Regions from separate parts of the Homo sapiens genome. Here all the other regions are linked to region 1. A link is a contact called in ENCODE Hi-C or POLR2A ChIA-PET data. All regions are on one chromosome and are shown on one strand. Each heading gives the region's core, a stretch centred on a gene start or an enhancer-like site at or near the end of the contact. The rest is flanking DNA. Distances are from core to core; before and after follow the strand shown.

Region 1 (2,823 bases), core at 106-2,605:
TTCAACAACTGCGTGTGTATTTTTGGCTGAATGGTGGTTATATTGATTATTTTACCAGCCCTTTAGTGAGATTTCCTTCCTTCTTGGTCGTCATTTCCAGTTCTAGATGGTACCCTATAGGGTAACGAAGGCAGTAGAGTGTGGTAGTTATGAAAGGAAGCTCCGGCATTAGACAGACCCAGGCGTGTCTTCACTCCACTTCTCACCGGCTGTGTGACCCTGGGGAGGTTACTTAACACTCTGTGCCTCACATGCCTCATCTGAAAATGGAAATGATAAAAGCCCTACCTTGTGAAACTGTTGTGAGGGAAAGTAAAAAAAAATATGCAAAGTGCTTATTAGCACAGAATCTGGTGGCCATAGATATTACCTGTATGACACAGAATAAGCACTCTGTATTTGAACTCTCATTATTGTTAGGGCAAGGTGGTGTAGTAGCAGTAAAAGAAAGAAGAAATACCTTCTGTTACAATAACAACTACAAATATTTGAAAATGAATTATGACACAGATTAAAAAGAATGTAAACAGTTATATTGAGGCCTTGAATTCTGTCTTTAAATCGTTGCTCCCTGTATTGTAAGAACTCTTCGTTAATCACTTAAACTGCTGACTGCCAGCAAAACCTAAGCTTCATACAGACCCACTGTCTACCAGGTGAATACACCTAGCGTTGCCATCCATGTAAGGTAATTTCTACAGTGAAGGTAAACCCCAGATACACTCAATCAACATCAAGTCAACAAAGATTTATTGAGCACCACCTGTGTATATGGCACAACCATAAACAGAACTTGCAGTACAGCTTAATTAAATCCCTGGGCCCTGGTAAGCTGAGTGAAAACTACATGTAAATACTTAAGAAATAGCTGGCTGGTTTATCATACATATTTACAGATTTTAATTTACCAAAACAACTTGTATCTTATCCGTTTATATAACCTGTAGGGTCTGTGTTTAAATCAGGATGAATGTGTCAAAGTAGCCATTAAACTGAATTATCAGGGGGTTTTCACTAATACTTGCTAGTTATAAACCTCAGTTCATTGCTAACCACACCCTGAGAAATCAACAAGAAGAACCATGAAGCACTGGGTAGATTTAATTATTATTTTAAATGTAATCTTCCATTTTAATATTCCTGATATAAAGAAGAGTTTTTCATTGCATTGGGGAATCTACCGTCTGTGATTAGTTGAGAACTTTCATTCTCATGGTTCTTGGTTAACTGAACTGTGACTCAGCAGTAACATACCAAGACGAGAAATGACCAGGCCAGACCGTCTCTTGTATAAACAAAAACAGAACAGAAGTAAATGGAGATTAGAGCCCAGGCAGAACCGCTACATTCAGTTTCCAAATATGGGCATGTGGAGACACTCAGGACAATCACTAAGGACAACCCAGAAGCATCACATGATGACTCTCATGGGGGAAGACCTTGGGCAGCAAGAGAGAAACTTTTGGCTCACACATGATAGTAATAAAATTGTTTTTGTTTACAGAATTCTTGTAGGAGGAAGGGGGAAAGATACAAGGTAAAATTAATAAAACTTAAGAAAATAACAGTAGAAAAAGTAAGTGAAGTCATAAGCTGGCTCTTTGAAAATATGAGTAAAACAAAAGCTATTTAAGCAAGAAAAGAAGAACAAAAAATATACAAAATTAGGAACAGACAAGGTGATATAATTACAGACACTAATGATTAAAATAAAGTGAACATTATTCACTTTGTCAAAAATCCAGAGTAGATGGAAGATTTTCTAACAAAATATAAAAGTACCAAAATTGACCAATGAATAGATAGAAAACAAGAACCATTTATACCCTCTCTCTACTTGTCATCAATATCCCACCATACTGGGTCATCTCCATCAGCATATAAGCATGCTCTCCTATCATCCATCATTAAAAAGTCATGACCCCCAAGCCCTCCCTAGTTTTGCTACTCCCCATCACTGCACATCTGTTCCAAAGAGCTGTCACATGTGGGCTCTGCACTTGCTCATCTCCTGCTTATGGCTCAGCCACTCCATGCTGGACACTGTCCCCGCTGCTCCATCAGATTTGCCTTAGCCACCATAGCCACCAACCTGCAAGTGGTCAAATCTAAGTCCCTTCCTTTAAGTCGCATCTCACTGGACTCACTCAGTGCATGTGATGTTGTCAGCTACTCCAGTCTGCCTTAGGCACACTCCTCTCATGCTCCATGATGCCACGCTCTCTGGGTTCTCCTCCCTATTTCCTGGTCACTCCTTTTCAGCCTTTGTCTAAAGGATGAATTCACCAATGCTCAGTCCTAAATCTTCTGCCCCTCTCTACATGGTTGAATTCCAGATTCATGTATCCAATTTGTGCCCTCAACTCTTCCCCTCATATCTCACTGGCATCTCAGACTACACAAGACCCAAACCAAACTCTTTGAGTTTCTCCTTAAACCGGCTCCTCTTTTTTGCCTTGAATGGCATCATCATCCATACATTACAATCAATTAATTATTCCTCTGAGAGAGTCCCGTTGCTTCTTCCTCAAAGATATATTCGCTTCTCTGTACTTCTACTCCCACCATCCTAGTTGTATTAGTCAGGGTTCTCTAGAGAAGTGGACCAAAGAGGTGGGTGTGTGTGTGTGTGTGTGTGTGTGTGTGTGTGTGTGTGTGTGTCTTCACCAGTCATGATCCCTGGTGTGTGTGTGTGTGTGTGTGTGTGTGTGTGTCTTCACCAGTCACCATTCCTGGTGTGTGTGTCTGCATGTGTGTGTGTGTGCACAGGCAGGCCGGAGACCCCAGAAAGAACCAAGACTGCAGTTCAAGTCTGAAGGCCAT
Region 2 (2,823 bases), core at 162-2,661, 760 kb after region 1:
CTTTGGGAGGCCAAGGCAGGTGGATCACCTGAGGCCAGGAGATTGAGACCAGCCTGGCCAACAAGGTGAAAACTCGTCTCTACTAAAAATACAAAAATTAGCTGGGCATGGTGGCAGGCACCTGTAATCCCAGCTACTCGGGAGACTGAGGCACAAGAATTGCTGGAACCTGGGAGGCGGAGGTTGCAGTGAGCCAAGATCTGCACTCCAGCCTGGGTGACAGAGCAGACTCTGTCTCAAAAAAAGAAAAGAAAAGAAAAAAGGTATCAATTATGTTTATAAAGTTGTTCTACACAGTTAAGCTCTTATGCAGGCACTGAAAATTAAAATAATGATTTCAGGAAAGAGAAACCCTCTCTGAATGTTTTGCGTTATTTTCGTGAGATTTCCTCAACCCTAACTGTGCAGCAACACACTGTTTTGTATGTGGCTTTAGACGGAACGCTCAGTGACTGGAGAAAAACCACGTGGGATTTGATGGTGAGAAGTAATGATAATGTAAAAATACTACACCTGACTAGGTAAGGTGACTCATTCCACTCACTCTGCTCAAGAGAAAAAAAACATCCCTGGCGGAATGCAGTGGCTCATGCCTGTAATCCCAGCATTTTGGGAGTCTGAGGCAGGAGGATGGCTTGAGACCAAGAGTCCAGGACCAGCCTAGGTAACATACCGAGACCTTGTCACTACTAAAAATAAAAATTATAAAAATAAAATTAGCCAGGCGTGGTGGCACCCGCCTGTAATTCCAACTGCTAGGGAGGCTGAGGCAGGAGCTTGAGTCCAGGAGGTCGAGGCTGCAGTGAGCTATGGTCGCCTGTCACCGCACTCCAGCCTTGGCGACAGGGTGGAAACCTAGTATTTAAGTTTCTTAGAAAAACGGCTGGGTGCAGTGGCTCACGCCTGTAATCCCAGCACTTTGGGAGGCCGAGGCGGGTGGATCACCTGAGGTCAGGAGTTTCAGACCAGCCTGACCAACAAGGTGAAACCAGTCTCTACTAAAAATACAAAAATTAGCAGGTCATGGTGGTGCGTACCTGTAATCACAGCTACTTGGGAGGCTGAGGCAGGAGAATAGCTTGAACCCGGGAGGCGGAGGTTGCAGTGAGCCAAGATGGCACTGGGCGAAAGAGTGGGATTCCATCTCAACAACAACAACAAAAAATCCCTTTTTTTTTCTCACTTTCCATGCACTTGCACCGAGAATTTCTCTCCTGGGAGCAAAGACCACATTGCGAGTATCGAAGGAAATCAAATCTGCAGGCCCAGGCCCTTCCCAGCTGCGGGCAGAGTGGGGTGACTGCCCCCAGGCGAGACGCCCCTCTCCGGCCCACCCCTAGCCCATCTCCGCTTCCCAGCGCCCATGGGCCGGTAGCTGGGTTCCGCATCCCGCTCCAAGCCCATCGCCCAACGCTTCTCTCGCGCCCTCTGCAGGAACCTGGGCCGAGGGCCGCCCCGCCTCGCTGCCCCCAGGCTCATAAATGGCCTCTGCGCCCTGGCCGGAGCGGGTTCCGAGGCTGCTCGCTCCGCGCTTACCCTCTTACCCGCCCCCACCCCCAACAGTGGGATTACGGTCCATGGAGCAGGAGGAGACCTACCTGGAGCTCTACCTGGACCAGTGCGCCGCTCAGGTGAGGCTGCCGCCACTGTCCCAGAGTCAGGACCCAAGTCCCGCCCGGTCCTGTGCCAAGGGCTTTGCCTTCGTTCCTCTTAAAACTCATAGCGACCATAAGAGGCGGGCTTGGTTTCCCAAGTCATTAAGTTGAAGGTTAGAAGCTTCGAAAAGTGAAATAATTTGACCAAGGTTGCCAAACAGAGCTCGAACTTCATCTAGCACGAATCCAGAACCGTTCACTCAGTTACCAGATTACATGGCCCTTCCCAGGTTGTTCTGGTTTTTGATTGATTGATTGATTGATTGATTGATTTTTCTCTGAGATGGAGTCTCGCCCAGGCTGGAGTGCAGTGGCGCGATCTCAGCTCACTGCAACCTCCGCCTCCTGGGTTCAAGCGATTCTCGTGCCTCAGCCTCCCGTGTAGCTGGGATTTCAGGCACACGCACCACACCTGGCTAATTTTTTTTTTTTTTTTTTTTTGAGACAGAGTCTCGCTCTGTCACCCAGGCTGGAGTGCAGTGGCGCGATCTCGGCTCACTGCAAGCTCTGCCTCCCAGGTTCACGCCATTCTCCTACCTCAGCCTCCCGAGTAGCTGGGACTACAGGAGCCCGCCACTACGCCCGGCTAATTTTTTTGTATTTTTAGTAGAGACAGTGTTTCACCGTGTTAGCCAGGATGGTCTCGATCTCCTGACCTCGTGATCCACCCGCCTTGGCCTCCCAAAGTGCTGGGATTACAGGCGTGAGCCACCATGCCCGGCTAATTTTTGTATTTTTTAGTAGAGACGGGGGGGGGTTTGCTTTTCTCCCCAGGCTGGTGTTGAACTCTTGACCTCAAGTCATCCCACCCACCTTGGCCTCCCGAAGTGCTGGGATTTCAGGCGTGAGCCACCACTCCTGGCCCCCCGCCTGGTTCTAAAGGACATGCACAGAGAGTGCATTGTGCTAGCTGTAGTGACTTCAGGTTCCCACGGGTTTCTGCTTTGACAGGGGAAACAGAGAGCCCCTGTCCCCTGCAGCATGGATGCCAGTACTAGGCCTCCCTCTAGAAGTCAAGTCTCTGGTGGAGCTGGTGGTTGCAGGGTTTGCCAAATGTCAACTAGAAACACCTGTGGCTTTTTTTTTTTTTTTTAAAGTTAATTACTCTTAAGACTTAAAAATCCTTAGCATTGGGCAGGGTGAGGTGGCTCACGCCTGTAATCCCAGC
Region 3 (2,823 bases), core at 149-2,648, 740 kb after region 1:
GCAGTCTTCTAAACTAATGTTCTTCCAAACACACTTTAGCAACTTTCTGCTTTGCATGTAACCTGCTGAAACTCTAACATTAATGGAATGAAGTGAATAATTATCACAGCAAGTGATCATTTTTTAATATCTGGGTTTTTTTTTTTTTTGGTTTGTTTTTGTTTTGTTTGAGACAGAGTCTTGCTCTTTCACCCAGGCTGGAGTGCAGTGGTGCAATCTTGGTTCACTGCAACCTCCGCCTCCCGAGTTCAAGCGATTCTCCTGTCTCAGCCCAGTAGCTGGGATTACAGGCATGTGTTACCACACCCAGCTAATTTTTTTTGTATTTTTAGTAGGGATGGGGTTTCACCATGTTGGTCAGGCTGGTCTCGAACTCCTGACATCAAGTGATCTGCCCGCCTAGGCCTCCCAGAGTGCTGGGATTGCAGGCATGAGCCACTGCACCTACCCTTTAATATCTGCCTTAATGTATTTTGATATGAAAATATGATTTGCCTAGCAAAAGCATGTAAAAAAGTACAACATATGTTTCATTAGGATAATAATGTTAGGTTTACCATAATTTGCTATGAAGATAAATAACAACAGTGTTGTATTAGATCATTAGAGTTGGGATTTAACCATGATTATCTTAGTCCTTCATTAATACAACTATTTTGACCATTAAGTAGCCTTCTCTTAAAACTAGTTACATTCCTGCTACAGAAAAGGCATTAAATAATAAAGGTTCTGATGTCAATCCCATCAAATATGTATTTCTATTCTTTAAGCCTCATAAGAATTCTACCACATATAGTAAGAAGAGTAAAGAAGAGCCATTAAAATTAATATAAAAGGTCTCCATTTTCTTTCACTTCATTTCTCGGACATTTAAGATCAATAACAAAAATTAGGTACCTGATGTAAACTGTTTTAATGCTGTTGCTGCCCCTCTCTGAGGAAGAATTAATACTTCCTCTCCGCATTGACATTTTGCTTAGCCAATGAAATGTGAGTGGAATTGACTTGGCTCACTTAAAAGCAGAAGCTTTAAAGAGCCAGCTTATTGTTCGCCCATGTCCTCTCTCCCTCTGCTACGAGAGCAGCAATATTCCAGGTAGAGGCTGCTCCGTCAGCCTGAGTCCCTGAATGAAGGGGATATGGAGCAGAACTTCAGGTGATCCTGAAAGGACACGTGTTATGAGCAAGAAATCAACCTTTATTCATGTTAGCTACCAAGATTTGGGTGTCATTTTTTACCATTGCATGACTCAGCCTATTCTGACTAATACAGAAATCACATTGTCCACCCTATATTCATTTCCAAACACTAGCAACTGTTAATGAACACAAATAGAAGTCATCACCAGAAGCATAAAATTCCCTCCACAGAATGTCTAGAACAGTGATGGCAAATTGACTTAATCTCTCATATCAGCTCTAATGAACTCATAACGATGGCCTGAGTCAACTCTATAGAGAACGGTTCTGAAACCATGACCTTGCCTGGCAGGAAAGAGTTATCGTATTTATTAGTATGTTTCCAGTAGAAGGAGGGGTAATAAGCTGTCCATCCCTGGCCCATGAGGCACAACCTGTCCTCACTATCATTTCTGTTTTTTTCTGATTTTGTACAGGAGGCATTGTTTTTTAAATATACCCAGAAATAACAGAAACTAGTGCATAAAACATTTAGGCTAATAAATAATTTCATTTAACTGATGAAAGGAAGAGAAAAAAAGTGTTACTATCAGAGCTGACCACAGAATTCCTCCTCAGCAAGAGAACTGTCTTTGTTAGAAACATCTCTAGTGGACTTTTTAGTTATTAAGATGGCCCTCTAGACCAGGCCTGGATGGTTGGCCTGGGGAGGAAAATAGTGAAACTTTTATATCAGAAATGCACAGTGATTTTTGGAGTTGGAGCTGAATGAGCCATGAAGAAGCAGGGAAAATCCCAAGAAGAGGGCCAGAAGGTGTCCCACTGCATGGCAGGAGGCTGTGGGGAAGGCAGGACACAGGATGCGCCCTCAGAGGACAGAAAGGCTGAGGACTTTTGAGAACTGGGATGGTTGAGTATGCAGTTCAAAGTGTTTTACCCTTCTATTCTGTAATCTAACATCCCTAACCATGACCACACATGCGCACACATACAAACACACAATTATGGGTTGAATTGTGTCCGCTGAAAATTCATATGCTAAAGTCCTAACCCGCAGTGCCTGAGAATATGATCTTATTTGGAAATAGGGTCATTGCAGATATAGTTAATTAAGATGAGGTCATAGTGAAGTAGGGTAGACCCCTAATCCAATGTTACTGTGGTTATACAAGGAGGAAATCTGAACACAGACACTCACACGGTGACAGCCATATGAAGACAGGAGTGATGCTGCCACAAGCCAAGAAACTACCAGAAGCTGGAGGGGAGACCTGGAACAGATCCTTCCCTAGCACCTGTTAGAAACAGCATAGCCCTGCAGACACCTTCATCTCAGGTGTCTAGCTTCCAGAACTGTGAGACAATGAGACAAGAAATTTCTATTGTTTAAGCCTCTCAGTTTGTGTTACTTTTTATGGCAGCCCTAGGAAATTAACACATATGCACATGCACAAACATGAATGCACACACACTTATGCACACATATGCACGCACACACACATGCACACACTCATACGCACACACACTCATGCACAGACACATGCACACATGCACACACACTCATGCACACACATGCGTGCACATACACACACCGGTGCCCAAATCTTCATTAAAGCTTGCACCACACGCACAGCCATGACCAGTGGCAGTCTGGAGACTGAGGGGTTTGTATGGGAGTTGAGT
Region 4 (2,823 bases), core at 112-2,611, 660 kb after region 1:
AGCTAGAGGAGGCTGGAGTTGGGTCTTTCACTTCCCCCAGGTAGGTTAGGCCGTGATAAAGCCCCAGCAAGTAGGGCTCTGGTAAAATAGTTTCTCCTGAGGCAGGCCTTGTTAGGAAAAATAAAACGCTCTGGTGTATTTCAAAATGGTTTCTTTTTCCCCTCCCCCTGCCAGAAGCACAATATTTATGATCTAATATCGTATGTATAGTTGCAATGTTTTTGGCATTTATCTTGCTTGATTTTGAGCTTCCTGGATCTGTGGTTTGGTGTCTGACATTAATTTGGGGGAAATTCTCAGTCATTATTGCTTCAAATATTGTTCCTATTCCTTTATTATCCAATAACATTATCCGATATTTATTGTGAGGAGCTGGTAGAGTTCCCAGAAGTAAAACTCACAAAAGTGTGCCCCCATCCCCACCTTGACTGGGTCTCCCTGGAATTTTTAACTCTGAGAGCTGCCCACACTGAGCCTCTATTAATTCATCAATTACAGTTCAGTTATCCTGTCACTGGTTCCGCAGAGGTTTCTGCTCCAGTAAGTTGTGATTCTGCTTCTGCCTGTCTCTCTCCAATCTTTGAGGCAGCAGTTTGCCCTGTGATCTCACTCTCTGACAGATCTAAGAAGAGTTCTCGATTTTTCAGTTTGTTCAGCTTTTTACTTATTGTAAGGCCAGCGTGGTAACTTCTAAGCTTCTTATATGCCAGGTGGGAAACAAGAAGTCCTATCTAGGTTTTTTAAAAATTCACACATCATATGTAATTTATCTAAAATTGACACATATTACTTATATAGTAAAGAAAAAGGCTCATTTTTGCTTTTGTTTTTCCTGCTTGACATATGCAGTTTCTTCCTCAGTAAAGCTCAAGTCAAAGGCTTCTAAGGCTAGATTCTATATAAGGAGCAAACAGGATTTGGGAAATACTCTTCTACTATAGACCATGCTTTATCATAATGGCTTTTAAATTTGCATTTGTTGCCTCGTGACCACAAAATAGCTGTTGTGATTTCAGACATTATATCTCAATTCAAGGTACGAAGAGAGGAAAAGCAGCATAAGCCCCGTCTGTCCTTTTCACTAGGAAGACAGAAAATCCTCAACAAATCCTGCTTCAGTCTGGTTGACCAGACCTATGTTTCAGGGATGCTCCCAGCTACAAGAGGCTGGGAAAAGAAGCCTCTGAATGAAAATGTGATGGGCAGGCAAGAAAGGAATTGAGAATGGCTGCTGGGTTAGGCAATCCAACAGAACTTTATAATATTTGAAAATGGTATTAACCTTTCCTTCACATTATTGATTCATTCCTTCTGCACAGACAAGAATCAGACATTGACTAAGCTTATGAGTTTACTGTAACCCTGCTGACTCATAGTGTTTATTCAAAACCAATACCTTGATATTATCAACAGAGTCAGGACTGAGAGAAACTGTTTTTAATAAAACAATTTAAAGTTCTAGCAGGAGAAAACAGGGTTGTTTTAATCTCTACCAACCCCACTTTCCCACCTTATTAATTATACTTTTGGAAGATCTGGATAAGCCTACTCAATCTTCAAGTCTCATTAAATATTTCCTCTTTATTGAATCCTTCTCTAGATCGTAGATCAGTTTAAGAACTCCCTGCTCTATGTTCTCATAGGCCTCTGTTCTTCGCTTATCACAATACTAATGCTTTATTTCAATTCCTGATTAGAGTTCTGCCTACCTGACTAAAGAGCAGAGTTCATTGAAGTCAAGGATTGTCTTCCCTGTTCACTGCTGATATATAGTATAGACTTGTCAATAAATGTTTATTGAATGAATGAATGATTGCATCCCCCTTCCAACACCACCAAAAACTTCAAGATATCTATTATCCTATAATTGTCACACAGGGTCAAATTAGGACATCGAAACCACTCAGAATAGTTAAAGCAGAGGGAATTTACTACACTGACTTGATAACACAGGAGATAAAAGATGCTGAGACTGGATCTCAGCATCTGAGACTACCTGAGAAGACTACCTGAGAATGGATGTTACCTCAGATGGGCAGAGCAACAGCAGGAAGCTCTTAGGACCCTTGGGTTGGAGGGACTATATGAAAAACTAATATTACTACAACCCCAACGGGTCACAAATGTACAGCAGAAGTCCCAGTACAGTGTGGCTCACCTGGGTCCCCTATTTAGAGTCTCATAAGGTCAAAATCAAGATGTTGGCAGGGCTGCACTCCTTTCTGAAGGCTCTAGGTATGAATCTGCTTCCAAGCCCTTTCAGGTTGTTGGCAAATTCAGCTCCATGATAATGTAAGACTGTGGTCCCAGTTTCCTTTCTTTAGTGTCAAATAGGAGTGACTTTCAACCTCTAGAGGCTGCCCCCACATTCCTTGGTTCATGCCTCCCTTCATCTTCAGAGCCAGCAATGGCAGATCAAGTCTTTCTCATGCTTCCAATTTCCCGGACTTCCCCTCTGCCTTATCTCTCCTGCTCCCAGCCGGAGAACTCTCTCCTGTTTTAAGGGCTCATATGATTAGAGTGAGTCCACATGGCTAATTCACAATAATCTTTCCATCTCATAACCTTAATCACATCTACAAAGTCCCTTTTGCCAGGCAATGTGTGGACATCTTTGAGGAACCATTATTCTGGCTATAACAGCCTCCCATTAGTCAAACTCAGCTAGATTTCAGTTGGTACAAGGTGCTGAGAAACAGGCCTGCAGAGCAGGAGAAGAGTGAGGAATATATCTGAGGACAAGCAGGCTCAGTATCACTACATTTTAAGATGACAACATGTTTTTTCTTCTCAAACTTCGACTGGCCTAACAGATAATTGGCC

The links. A loop is a pair of places that touch in the nucleus more often than their neighbours do. ChIA-PET counts read pairs that join two places held with the same protein, here RNA polymerase II (POLR2A). Pooled maps may share reads with other maps.
Region 2: a loop to region 1 is called in a pooled map, with 2.6 times the contacts of the local background. The contact joins the promoter of TBPL2 here to the enhancer-like site in region 1. A Hi-C loop is called at or near these places in 1 of 168 maps with a recorded cell type or tissue (endothelial cell of umbilical vein), 3 of 37 single-sample maps with no recorded cell type and 3 of 50 pooled maps. POLR2A ChIA-PET finds 5 or more read pairs at or near these places in 2 of 52 experiments (Panc1 and activated T-cell).
Region 3: a pooled map shows a loop between it and region 1 (4-fold over the local background). The contact joins two enhancer-like sites. A Hi-C loop is called at or near these places in 1 of 168 maps with a recorded cell type or tissue (endothelial cell of umbilical vein), 4 of 37 single-sample maps with no recorded cell type and 3 of 50 pooled maps.
Region 4: a map with no recorded cell type shows a loop between it and region 1 (3-fold over the local background). The contact joins two enhancer-like sites. A Hi-C loop is called at or near these places in 4 of 37 single-sample maps with no recorded cell type and 2 of 50 pooled maps.

What each region holds. Positions count from the first base shown.
Region 1 is chr14:56,197,808-56,200,630 of GRCh38, reverse strand. All of the region lies in intron 2 of PELI2 (pellino E3 ubiquitin protein ligase family member 2), which reads right to left. Among named protein-coding and RNA genes, the nearest start is that of PELI2, 81 kb to the right of the region's middle. RefSeq lists an enhancer at 1,250-1,439. Within about 2 kb of position 1,355, at least 10 of the 41 ENCODE cell types and tissues checked have a DNase peak (open chromatin) inside an H3K27ac peak, as active enhancers do; they include endothelial cell of umbilical vein, where a contact is called at or near this core.
Region 2 is chr14:55,439,204-55,442,026 of GRCh38, reverse strand. It overlaps TBPL2 (TATA-box binding protein like 2), which reads left to right and starts at 1,411. Exons shown (of 7, transcript NM_199047.3): 1 at 1,411-1,631. The coding sequence starts at 1,578. It also overlaps a transcript of FBXO34 not described here.
Region 3 is chr14:55,457,551-55,460,373 of GRCh38, reverse strand. No RefSeq gene overlaps it. Among named protein-coding and RNA genes, the nearest start is that of TBPL2, 18 kb to the right of the region's middle. Within about 2 kb of position 1,398, at least 4 of the 41 ENCODE cell types and tissues checked have a DNase peak (open chromatin) inside an H3K27ac peak, as active enhancers do; they include endothelial cell of umbilical vein, where a contact is called at or near this core.
Region 4 is chr14:55,539,894-55,542,716 of GRCh38, reverse strand. No RefSeq gene overlaps it. Among named protein-coding and RNA genes, the nearest start is that of KTN1-AS1, 39 kb to the left of the region's middle. Within about 2 kb of position 1,361, at least 2 of the 41 ENCODE cell types and tissues checked have a DNase peak (open chromatin) inside an H3K27ac peak, as active enhancers do.